Regions from separate parts of the Homo sapiens genome. Here region 2 is linked to region 1. A link is an interaction called in ENCODE POLR2A ChIA-PET data of the cell type or tissue named here. Cell type or tissue: Panc1. All regions are shown on one strand. Links, peaks and the distances in the headings refer to the core of each region. The heading gives the core; the rest is flanking DNA. Region 1 overlaps LINC02391 (long intergenic non-protein coding RNA 2391). Region 2 has its middle 81 kb from the start of BTG1-DT.

What was found. Peaks named below come from ENCODE experiments on the same cell type or tissue, not always from the same donor. Only the 100,000 strongest peaks of a DNase experiment are listed, where the experiment ranks them.
Region 2: POLR2A ChIA-PET joins it to region 1 with 11 read pairs; 3 of 35 experiments call an interaction of 5 or more read pairs at or near these places.

What each region holds. Positions count from the first base shown.
Region 1 is chr12:92,287,479-92,292,862 of GRCh38, forward strand. The region is part of intron 2 of LINC02391 (long intergenic non-protein coding RNA 2391); the gene reads right to left. Among named protein-coding and RNA genes, the nearest start is that of LINC02391, 74 kb to the right of the region's middle. In Panc1, for the core only: no CTCF peak of the experiment used is centred there; a DNase peak (open chromatin) is centred at 2,849.
Region 2 is chr12:92,224,491-92,229,874 of GRCh38, forward strand. No RefSeq gene overlaps it. Among named protein-coding and RNA genes, the nearest start is that of BTG1-DT, 81 kb to the left of the region's middle. In Panc1, for the core only: no CTCF peak of the experiment used is centred there; no DNase peak of the experiment used is centred there.

The sequences.
Region 1 (5,384 bases), core at 282-5,281:
TAGCTGGGTGTGGTGGGTTGGGAGGCTGAGGCGGGAGGATGGCTTGAGCCCAGGAGGTGGAGGTAGAAGTGAGCCAAGATGGCACCACTGCACTCCAGCCTGGGTGACAGAGTCAGACCCCGTCTCAAGAGAAAAAAAATAAAAGTTAAAGGAAAAAAACCAGTCTCCAACTGATTTGATAAGAGATCAAATGACCCCACTTCATTTTAAAAATTTAGAAAATAAAAAAGAGAAATAGGTATGGAGCTTACACCATTGAAATCTGATGCTGTTTTCAAATATCCATAATAAAAACACTAATGTCTTAAATATGGGGAGGTAACTCAGTCTAACCAGCCTTGTTTTTCTAAGTAATGGCGTCAGAAAGCCAACTAAGAGTCCTGAGAAAGGGTTTGGGGTTTGCTATTCGTTCCCAGTGCTAAAATTCCTTGACCAAAAACAATCTCAAGATTTCCAAGGGTGGCCAAAATATCAAGCCTGCTTTCTCTGAGGGAGGAAATATTTCCATTTCACGGAGATGAAGTGGACATTTTCTCAGTTGAGTGTTTGATAGTGTTTCTTTACTGGAAATAACTACACGTCTTCTTTGAGAACCACACTTCTAGGTTTTTTTGTTTTGTTTTGAGACGGAGTCTTGCTCTGTTGCCCAGGCTCTGGAGTGCAGTGGCGATCTCGGCTCACTGCAAGCTCCGCCTCCCGGGTTCACACCATTGTCCTGCTTCAGCCTCCAGAGTAGCTGGGACTACAGGTGCCCACCACCATGCCCGGATAATTTTTTGTATTTTTAGTAGAGACGGGGTTTCACCGTGTTAGCCAGGCTGGTCTCGATCTCCTGACCTCGTGATCCGCCCGCCTCGGCCTCCCAGAGTGCTGGGATTACAGGCGTGAGCCACCGCCCGGCCTTTTTTTTTTTTTTAATCTAAAATAAGGCCACTAGTACTACTTCCTTCCTCCCCTTTCAATGCTAAAGGAGAAGAGATCAACTCATTTAGTTCTCTAACTTACCTAGAAGCTGAGCTAGGATTCGAATCCAGTTCCCTAACTCCTCTTCTGGTTCTCCTGCCACTCAGCCACATGGATTTCTTTCTCTTACACACAGGCTCTTTTTGGCCACGGTAAACACACTGACCTTTGAAATATGGAAAGAAAAGCGCTTTGAAATAAAACTGGCACAAACAGCAGTCAGACAGCCGTCATCTGGAGGCTGAAACAAAGAGGAGCATAGTTTTCAAGCTGTCTTCGTAATTACACGAAGCAGTTATCACTCAGGCCCCAGTCTGCGCATTGCCCCCCAAACAAACAGCCGAGGGCTGAGAGAGCACATAGGCCACTTTGTTGCGCCAGCATACTGGGGAGTGGAGAGCCCCCCAGCTAAAATCACATGTGGCTTGGAGTGTTTTCCAGGACTTCAGGCTTTTTCCTTTCTTCCTTCCCCATTAAACCCCTCTGCTCTTCTTGGCAAAGGCCTTCAGGTGAGGTAAGCGCCAATTAACAACAAAGAGCTTGATGTATTTCAAGTTTATGGCTTAGAGCTGTGTTCTCATGAAATATATTCTCCTCTGGTCCAGAAGCCTTGATGGGCAGAGAGCAAGAATTCTGAGTGTGGTTGAAATTTGGTTCATTTTTGCTACTGCCCTAAAAGTGATTTCCCTTTTGGGGGTTTGCTCAAATAGAAAGCAACGAAAACAAACCCAGAAAAGGGCAAAACCAATTCTGAAAACTTCAGCTGCAAAGATAACTGGAGCAGAAGGCTCAGCAAATTGGGTTTTTTGGGGAAAAAAAAATGGCCTTAAATTTCTTATGGGTTCTTTGGAAATAAATATAGCCAGACTTTGGAATGAGTAGGAGGGATGAGAATATCCAATCCAAAGGATCTCTAAAGCCTTTTCCAGCTTCCAAATTTGGATTTGATTTTTCTATCCTGGGAATGGTTTTAATCATGTTACAATCATTTGAGCGTTATCACGTCAATTTATAAAAAATATTTTTGTGAATTGTTTTTAGGCTACAGTGATATGAGATCTGACCAATAAAATGATCTCATTGGACATCTCAGAGCCCTTAAAGAGCAAGAGGTTTGGCAATAGGAATATAAATAGGTTAAAATATATTCCAAAACAATTCCTCTAATCATTAATTGTACTCCATTGTTTAATATTTTCAGAGCCTACTGAATTTAGCAAAGGGAAAGACAGATGCATATTAAAATGCATGCAAATGCTACACACAAGCCACATTTTAATATATTGTTTTGCATTCATAATTTTAGTCTTGTGATTTGTATTTTCATTTGCTTGGGAACAAAGACTTTCTTTTTTCCGCACTTGGGAAACAAGGCAAGACTTGTTTCTGCCAGCATCTTAATAGTATTCCTGAAAAAGCAGCAAACTTAATGGTTCAGGAACTACTCTCCACCACCTGCTTACTGGCCTCTAACAGGGGCTGCATTTACAATGCATTGAAAAGGTGAAAATACGCAATCAATCAGTTGCTTTGTTGCAGAATGGTGAGCAATCATATTTTTGTTGTATTAAAACTGAACAGAATCATTTTTTTAAAAAAATGTAAACTGCTTAAACGTACAGCCTCTTTTCAGCTACAGGGAGTGGCAGAGTGACTTGTGCATTCACCAAATTTCATTCCTTTTTAATCTGGGGACACATACAGACCGTATTGCTCAGCTTCCTTTTCAATTAGGTGATTTCTGGCAATGGAATGTGGGGCAAAATAATGCTTACAATCTCCATTCAAGTCTAGCCCCTTGAATCTATGGTGCATTTCCCTATACTTGTGCTTTTCCCGTGCTCCTGACCTTCTGGCAAGATACAGAGGATCAGGTGGAGAGCATCAAGGGCACTAGAGGAGCCTCTTGATGATGGGAGGCTGGGTTTTCAAATAAAAAGCATGGAACAGAATCTCTGACCCATCTGTCTCCTTTGACCAATGACTCACAAAAAACTATGACTCTCAATCACTGTGTGGTAGTTAGTCTCTAATGGTCCCTATCTGCTGTATTCATACCCTTGTGTGTCCACCTCCTACATGCTACCAGGATCTGTGTGACCAATGACATATGGTAGAAATGATGGGATGTTACTTCCAAGATTGAGCTATAAAAGACTGCAGTTTCCATCTTGGGTGCTTTCTCATTCGTTCTCTCTCTTGGATTACTCTCTCTGGGGGAAGCCAGCTGTCATGTTTTGAGGTCACTCTAACAGCCTGTGGAGATGCTCACATGGTGAGGAATAGGGACCTGCCTCCAACAGCCAGCAAGAAATTGAGGCTTGCCAATAATCAGGTGAGGAAGCTCGGAAAAAAATTCTCCAGCCTAGTTGATCCTGTAGCTCCAGTAAATAGTTTGAGTACCACTTTGTGAGAAACATTGAGCTAGAATTACCTAGTTAAACTGCTCCTGGATTCTTGACCCCCAGAAACTGTGTGAGATAAATGTTTGTTGTTTTAAGTAGCTAAGTTTTAGGGTAATTTGTTACACAGCAATAAATAGTACATAACTATGAACAGGACTGTAAGGTTCAAAGGGTGAAGACTTTGGTTTATTCTTGAAATTTCACCGCCTAATGAAGTGCCTGGATGAGAGCAGGCTTGAATAAACAATGAATGTGGTTTTCAGTAAGATTAATAGTGTGGTTCTTTACATATGATGTGCAAAGTCAACATGTTAGAGCAGCTACCACTTTAAGGCTAGACAGTGAGGTTACTACATATCTCATCCTGGAAGATGGAATCAACTGCACCTAGATTCAGAAAAATCTAGAATCACATTTCTATCAAATGCATAGATAACAGTTTCCAAAACGTTTGTATAAAGAAGAGAAAAACTCAGCTATCTAGTTCTGTTTGTGTGTTCAGATTATCACGCTTATGCTTGTACAGACTAGGTTCTCTTCTAATAGCTACACATGTTAATTTATTTAATCCTTACAACAATCCAGTAAAGAGCATGTTGTTATTCTTCTGATTTTAATGATGAGGAAACAATATGCTCTGGACTTGCATATTCCTAGGATCTTGAAGTTACCCATTATACTCCATTGCCCTCTCATTTTAACTCATCAAAGAGAACAGAGCTGAAAAGTACAGGAAAGGGTCACTGAATGGATGAAGTGGATGAAGAGATAGCCCTGTAAGAACAGAAAAGAATAATTAAAACTTTTAGATTTGACAAACCCAGGAAGCACTATGATCAAAATTTATGAAATCCTGAAGGAAATGCATTTATTTACCCAAACTGATACACATCACAGGAATGGGGCCCGCCTTGATGTTTATTAGAGATCATTTAGGAGAACCTGAATGCATGCTGCTTCCAAATGATGGGATATACGTTCTGCCTTCATTCCAGCTGCTTAGAGACAAGACCCACCATCCCAGAGACTGCAGTGAAGAGGAAAAGAATATCCCAAACCACAGGCAACCACCTCCTTGTGGCGCAGCCAAGAGCGGTGTGCTTGGCCTCCCTGCTAATTAGCAAAAACCCTCACCAATTCCTTCCAATGCTTGAAAATCAATGCTAGCCTAAAAAAAAAAAAAAAAAAAATCAGAACTGGGCCAAAGAAGCACTGGGAATGAGTAGACATCTCTGTGTCTGCCTCTCCTGATAGTCCCGTTTTTGCTTGTTTTTCATGGGAACATGTGTATATGGTGACAACTCAGGGTATGTAGTTGCCGCAGGCAGCTTCCTCCGTTTTCTTAGCTCTGTGTTGTGGGAAGGAATGAAAGTTGCTGTTTACAAGGAACACTGCCAATGGGCTAATGGGAATTTTTCATGACTTATGGATGTTTGCAGAACTGAAGGCTTTTGAAATCTGATTTCAAAGCTGACCTAAAGTCTTGGTGACACAGATAATGACCTGTGGAAAGAGGTAATCATGAACACAGAAAATCCTCACTTACTCCGTCTTTTAGGAATTTTGGTTGACGAAATATGCTCCTCTTAATTTTAGGTAGTAAGACAGATTGTCAATCTATAACAGTTGGTGTTAGGCAGAGTTTTAAATTTATCTTTCACTTCATGGGGCAATGAGTTTGCCAAAGAAATGAATGATGCCTTAAACTTTTGCTGGGAGAATATTACAGTTGGGTAGAATAATATGCTACAAAATGTGGAAAGACTGTTTACATAGGAAGAAATTGATATGTCAATTACAAGTTACTCTCAATAATTTATTTAAGCAGGCCCTGAAGGGTCTAATTCTCACAGGGACCAAGTTTGAATTCTTACACTTGAAAAGAAAAATGAATGCTTTATAATGTTCCCCAATTCCAAATGTTCACATATTATGCTGGTAATTGTTTTCTCCAAATCATTCTGAATTGATGAAGTCTTGCTAAAGACTTAAAGAGCCTGCATTTATATATCTTTG
Region 2 (5,384 bases), core at 203-5,202, 63 kb before region 1:
CCATTAACTCATCATTTACATTAGGTATATCTCCTAATTGCCTGTTGTTTTTAATGCATATACCTAATCCCACATTTCTTGATGTCATTTTGCAAAGGAAAAGTTTGAATTTTCTGAGACTTTCTTTTTGAGAGAACACAGTAGCAACATTTAATCTCATCTTTGGATCCCAATCCAGCCACTGGTATGCTTTGATACCAAGTAGGAAAAGGAAGTGCTTAAAAATGTAAAAGGCTCTCCCTCCCTTTGTTTATTTACTCCTTTTCTCTATTTTTATTCTGGCATGCTCTGTCTCAGTGACTCAGGGGAAGGATGATGTCAAGCTGTTGTCAAGCCAATTGCATGGAAAGAGAAGAATTAACGTGTTCTCCCTTCAAAATGATGGATTCCATGGCTCCACATTCATCATCTGGCTCATGATTACCAACTCTTTGCAGTCCATTGCAGGGTGACCTCGTTAGCACTATCTGTGCACTTTCTGTGATAGCGGGCTGCCTGGAGGCCCTGCATGTGTGGTTCGGGTTAATGAGGGTCTGAGTCATCAAGTTAGAAACTCACCTTTCCAGCCATCAGATCCAGAAATGCTAGAAAAAGGCACAGGGCTCATAATCAGACATGCCATGTTGACGAAAGAGTAATGTCTCATCCTGGTGAGATCGTCCACAGGACCTGTGCTGAATAATTGTCAGGCAGCCATGAGACCACAGTAAGCTCCCATACTATCTAGAGGTCAATTTATCATCCAAGATGGCCTGCTTTGCAGATTGCTGCATGCATACCCTCTGCAGCACCAGGTAGCAGGCAGCAGGAGAGGTAGCCCCACAATAACACAGCATGTGTCCCTAGAGCATCTTCTTATTGAAATGGGAGATTTAAAACCTTTTAAAGAAAACTAATGGTCCTGTTTGCTGTCTAAGGATAAAGACGAGTACATTTTAATGGTGAAATAAAGAAACTTCAAATAAATTTTTCACTTGAAGCTGGCCTTCTGAGTCCCTCTCTCAAACCTGCCCCCATCTCACAGTTTCCCACTCCCCTGCTGCTCAGGATACTTCAGTGGGAAAGTTTAAACAAAACACACTAAGACAGTGTTTTCCAAACAGTGGGTCATGACCCATTAGTGGACTGTGAAAATAAATTTAGTAGATCACAACCAACATTAAAAAATAAAAAAAAGAAATAGGAGCTGGGTGCAGTGGTGTGTGCCTGTAGTCTCAGGTACTTGGGAGGCTGAGTGGGGAGGATTGCTTGAGTCTAGAAGTTCGAGGCTGCAATGATCTATGATGGTGCTTGTGAATAGCCACGGAGTCTAGCCTGGGCAACATAGCAAGACCCTGTATCTAAAAAAAAAATAAAAATAAGAAAAGAAATAAAATAGAACATCTGGATTGCAATGAAATGCATTCTTTATTGGATATAGTGATAAAAACTCTTTCAAAGCTGTTGCCCTAAGTGATAAATTTTGGTAACTTCTTCCTATATAAAATAATTATTTAAAAAATCCTGAAAATGAATAAAACAAATGTTTTATGATGATTGATACTAGCCATATCTGGTGATTAACAGGAGTAATAAGGAATAACATGCTCACTCCAACGCTCATAAGCCTTATCACCTAGATATTTTTTCTTGAAGCAATCTCCACATTCTCCATAGTGGAGACTATAACTGATTCAGGGTATGGTGGAGCATGTGTGTGTGTGTGTGTGTGTGTGTGTGTGTGTGTATGTTTGCATGTGAGTATGTAATCTGGCTCCTGTGGAAAGAAAACACATTGCTGGAAGATGAAATCACTGGACATAATTCTTTATTTCAAGCCTTTTCAGTTACACAGCTTCTTTTAAAAGTTTGACATGCAAAATTGTTAAATATCAAAATGCAAATCATGTAATTTCTCTTCCAGATGTCCTGCTTAGCTGCATATTTTTTCAGCCTGTGTATGTAACCCCAATGCTCAGTAACATAGCTTTCTGTTCAAATCATCTGTTTCTATGACCTTTGCCTTTATTGATTCGTTTTCTTTTTTCCTATTTTTAATGTTGCCTTTGAGATTAAAGTCATTTTTCTTCTGCAATAGTAAGTGAACAGTGACTTTGCTACTAGGAAATAAATTTTTTGATAAGGAAAAAAACGATTGGTAGCTCCATAAAGTGTTTTATTGTCGTTGTTTTTGCTGTTGTTAATGAACCTACTCAGAGAGCAATGAGATGTAAACACTGTCTCCCTCTCGCATAAAAACAAAGGTTATATAGCTAGAACCCAAAATGATCTAAAGAATAGCTAAAATGTATTGAGCACTTATTATGTGCCTAGAAATTTGCTCAGCTCTTTAGAGGTTTAGAGCGGTTTGGATGTCCTGCTCAAATCTCATGTTGAAATGTAATTCCCAGTGTTGGAGGTGGGGTCTGGTGGGAGGTGATAGGATCATGGGGGTGGATTTCTTATGAATGGTTTAGCACCATCTCCCTGGTGTTGTCCCTGTGATAGTGAGTGAGCTCTCACCAGATCTGATCATTTTAGAATGTGTGGCGCCTCCCCTCTCTCTCTTGATCCTGCTTTCTTCATGGAGTGTCTGCTCCTGTTTCGCCTTCCACCATGAGTAAAAACTGCCTGAGGCCTCCTCAGAAGCAGGTGCAGCTATGCTTCCTGTACAGCCTGCAGAACCATGAGCCAATTGAACTTCTTTTCTTATAAATCACCCAGTCTCAGGCATTTCTGTATAGCAAAGTAAGAACACCTAATACAGAGGTATTATCTCATTTAGTCCTCACGGCAACTTTAAACAAGAGGCTTTATTATTATCCTCACTTTTCTGAAGCTAAAACTGACTCAGAAATGTTAAGTAGTTTGCCTAAAATGCCTTAAGTAGGCCAGGTGCGGTGACTCATGCCTGTAATCCCAGCACTTTGGGAGGCCGAGGCAGGTGGATCACCTGAGGTTGGGAGTTCAAGACCAGCCTGACCAACATGGAGAAACCCCATCTCTACTAAAAATAGAAAATTAGCCAGGTGTGGTGGCACATGCCTGTAATCCCAGCTACTTGGGAGGCTGAGGCAGGAGAATCGCTTGAACCCGGGAGGCAGAGGTTGCGGTGAGCCAAGATTGCGCCGTTGCACTCCAGCCTGGGCAACAATAGTGAAACTCTGTCTCAAACAAACAGACAAACAAATAAATAAATAAACAAAATGCCTTAAGTAATGGATCAAGGATTCCAGAGAGGTGGCCTAACTCCCCTGGCGTTGTTTCCAAACACTGACTTCTTGCTAAGACTCTTAAATCACCACACTCTGCTATTATACACTCTGCCTTCTTTACAAAATAAAAAAAAAAATTGCAAACAGCAGGTAATATTTCTCATATTTATTCACACATTTACTCACTCAATCAACAAATATTTATTGACTATCTGCCACATGTGAGGATCTAAGCTAGGTGCTAGGAATACACTGATCAATTGAGTCAGAGATAATAAATCCATAGTGCAAAGTAAAATACGTAAAAATGTATGTTTCACAGGCTCAGTTCCAATCATAGTTCTCTGTGAACTATGTAAGTGCTTGGGAAAGGAATGAGGAAAAGAGGAACATTCTGTAAAGTCAATTTTAGGAGCTTTAATAGCAGTACTTCAAGAGTGTATCACAAATTAATTTTGCAGCCAGTATCCACTTATTTCTAAATATTGTTCCTAAAAAGAACGATGAATGCAATCAAATTTTAAAGACTATTTGCTTAGCTTCATTATTATACTAAAGTGGCTAATAAACTAGCTAGTTTTTAAGTACTGTCTCATTCCAATGTTTGGGGAAGCTTGGAATTTAGTAGTAGCTACAGCTGTAGCAGCAGAAGAGTCCATGGTATTTAGGAGGAAAGGGACTTTGGTGAGCTTGCATTACCATTTTGCTAAGTAGCATGAGTTTCTTCACCATAAAACACATACCCATTTGGTTCTTCTTGGGTCTTCTTCCCATCACCAACATTCAACGGTGCACAGTCATAGAGGGATAACCCATCAACCCCTCTATTTCTATTTATTTATTTTATTTAGAGATATGAGGTCTTGCTGTATTGCCCAAGCTGGTCTTGACCTCCTGGGCTCAAGCAATCCTCCTGCCTTGGCCTCCCAAAGTGCTGGGATTACAGGTGTGAGCCACCACGCCTGGCCTATCCCCTTCATTCCTAGATAAACCATTAACACAAGAAGGCTTCAGCAAAGTTCATCTGGTGCAAGGTGTAAGGAGCAGAGAGTGTGTGGCCTCCAGTGTTAGCAGGCTTGGGGTCAAAGCCAGCCCTGTGTCCTCTTTAATGGCTGTGTGACTTCCAGCAAGTTGTCCAACCTATTTTAAATTTTTAAGCTCTTATAAAATATTTCAGCCACACAGAAATGATATAGGTGATATAGAGAATGATGTAATGATTACTCATATATTCAATTCCTAGCCTAAAAATAAAACACACAAATAGAGCAGAAGCCCATATGTATATTTTGGTTTGACCTCATTTACCTTCATCAGAAAAGAACCATCCTGAATTTGACATTTGTCACTTCTGCCCATATCCTTAAACATTTACTACATATGTATTTTTGCCTAGGTAGTATGTACCACCATTTGGCATGTTTTGCAAAAAGTACATGAATTGTATTATATTGTTAATATCCTCTGTCACATTTTTCACTCAACATTCTGTTTGGGAGATTTATTCATCATATGATGCCTTTGAGTTTTAGTTTCTTCATCTGTAAAATGAATACAGTAGACACATTGCATAAGGTTGCTGTGAAGATCTTAAACAAAATAATAGAATGTGCATGGCACAGTATTTGGGACATTTGTAGATGCTTCAGAGAATGTCATCCTCTTTCCATACCTAGTGAAATAATGTTCTGCATCTGGCATCTGAGAGGCAGCAGCCACTTGGCTTGCTCAACTGTAATGTTCAAATTACAATTTGCCACTAAACATTCCCATTGGTATAAAAATGGCCCCACACAGCAAAGGCGAGCTGATTATAGGCATTAGCATCTAATGTTCCCTGAGAGGACTCCGCCTAAGTATGCTGCTTTACATAGCTATAGTCATAATTTCCCTCTGGTTCTTCAAAATCAGAGTTAGATTTCTGAATATGGAAAATATAAGAGTAATGCTCAAATGCATTCCACACATGGAATACTCTGAAAATTCTATGTTAATCATCTCTGAAGACATTACACAAGCATAAGCAAATGGCACTGTAATTTAATATGCTCCACTTCTATTTTTTCCTCAGCCTATTCTTTCCACACACTTGTATATAATTCCCTATTTTTGTTATTTTGTATTTAATTGCCTCTGCTAAAGCAAACATATTGCAGAATTGCCAATTATCTTATAAATATGTATTGCTTT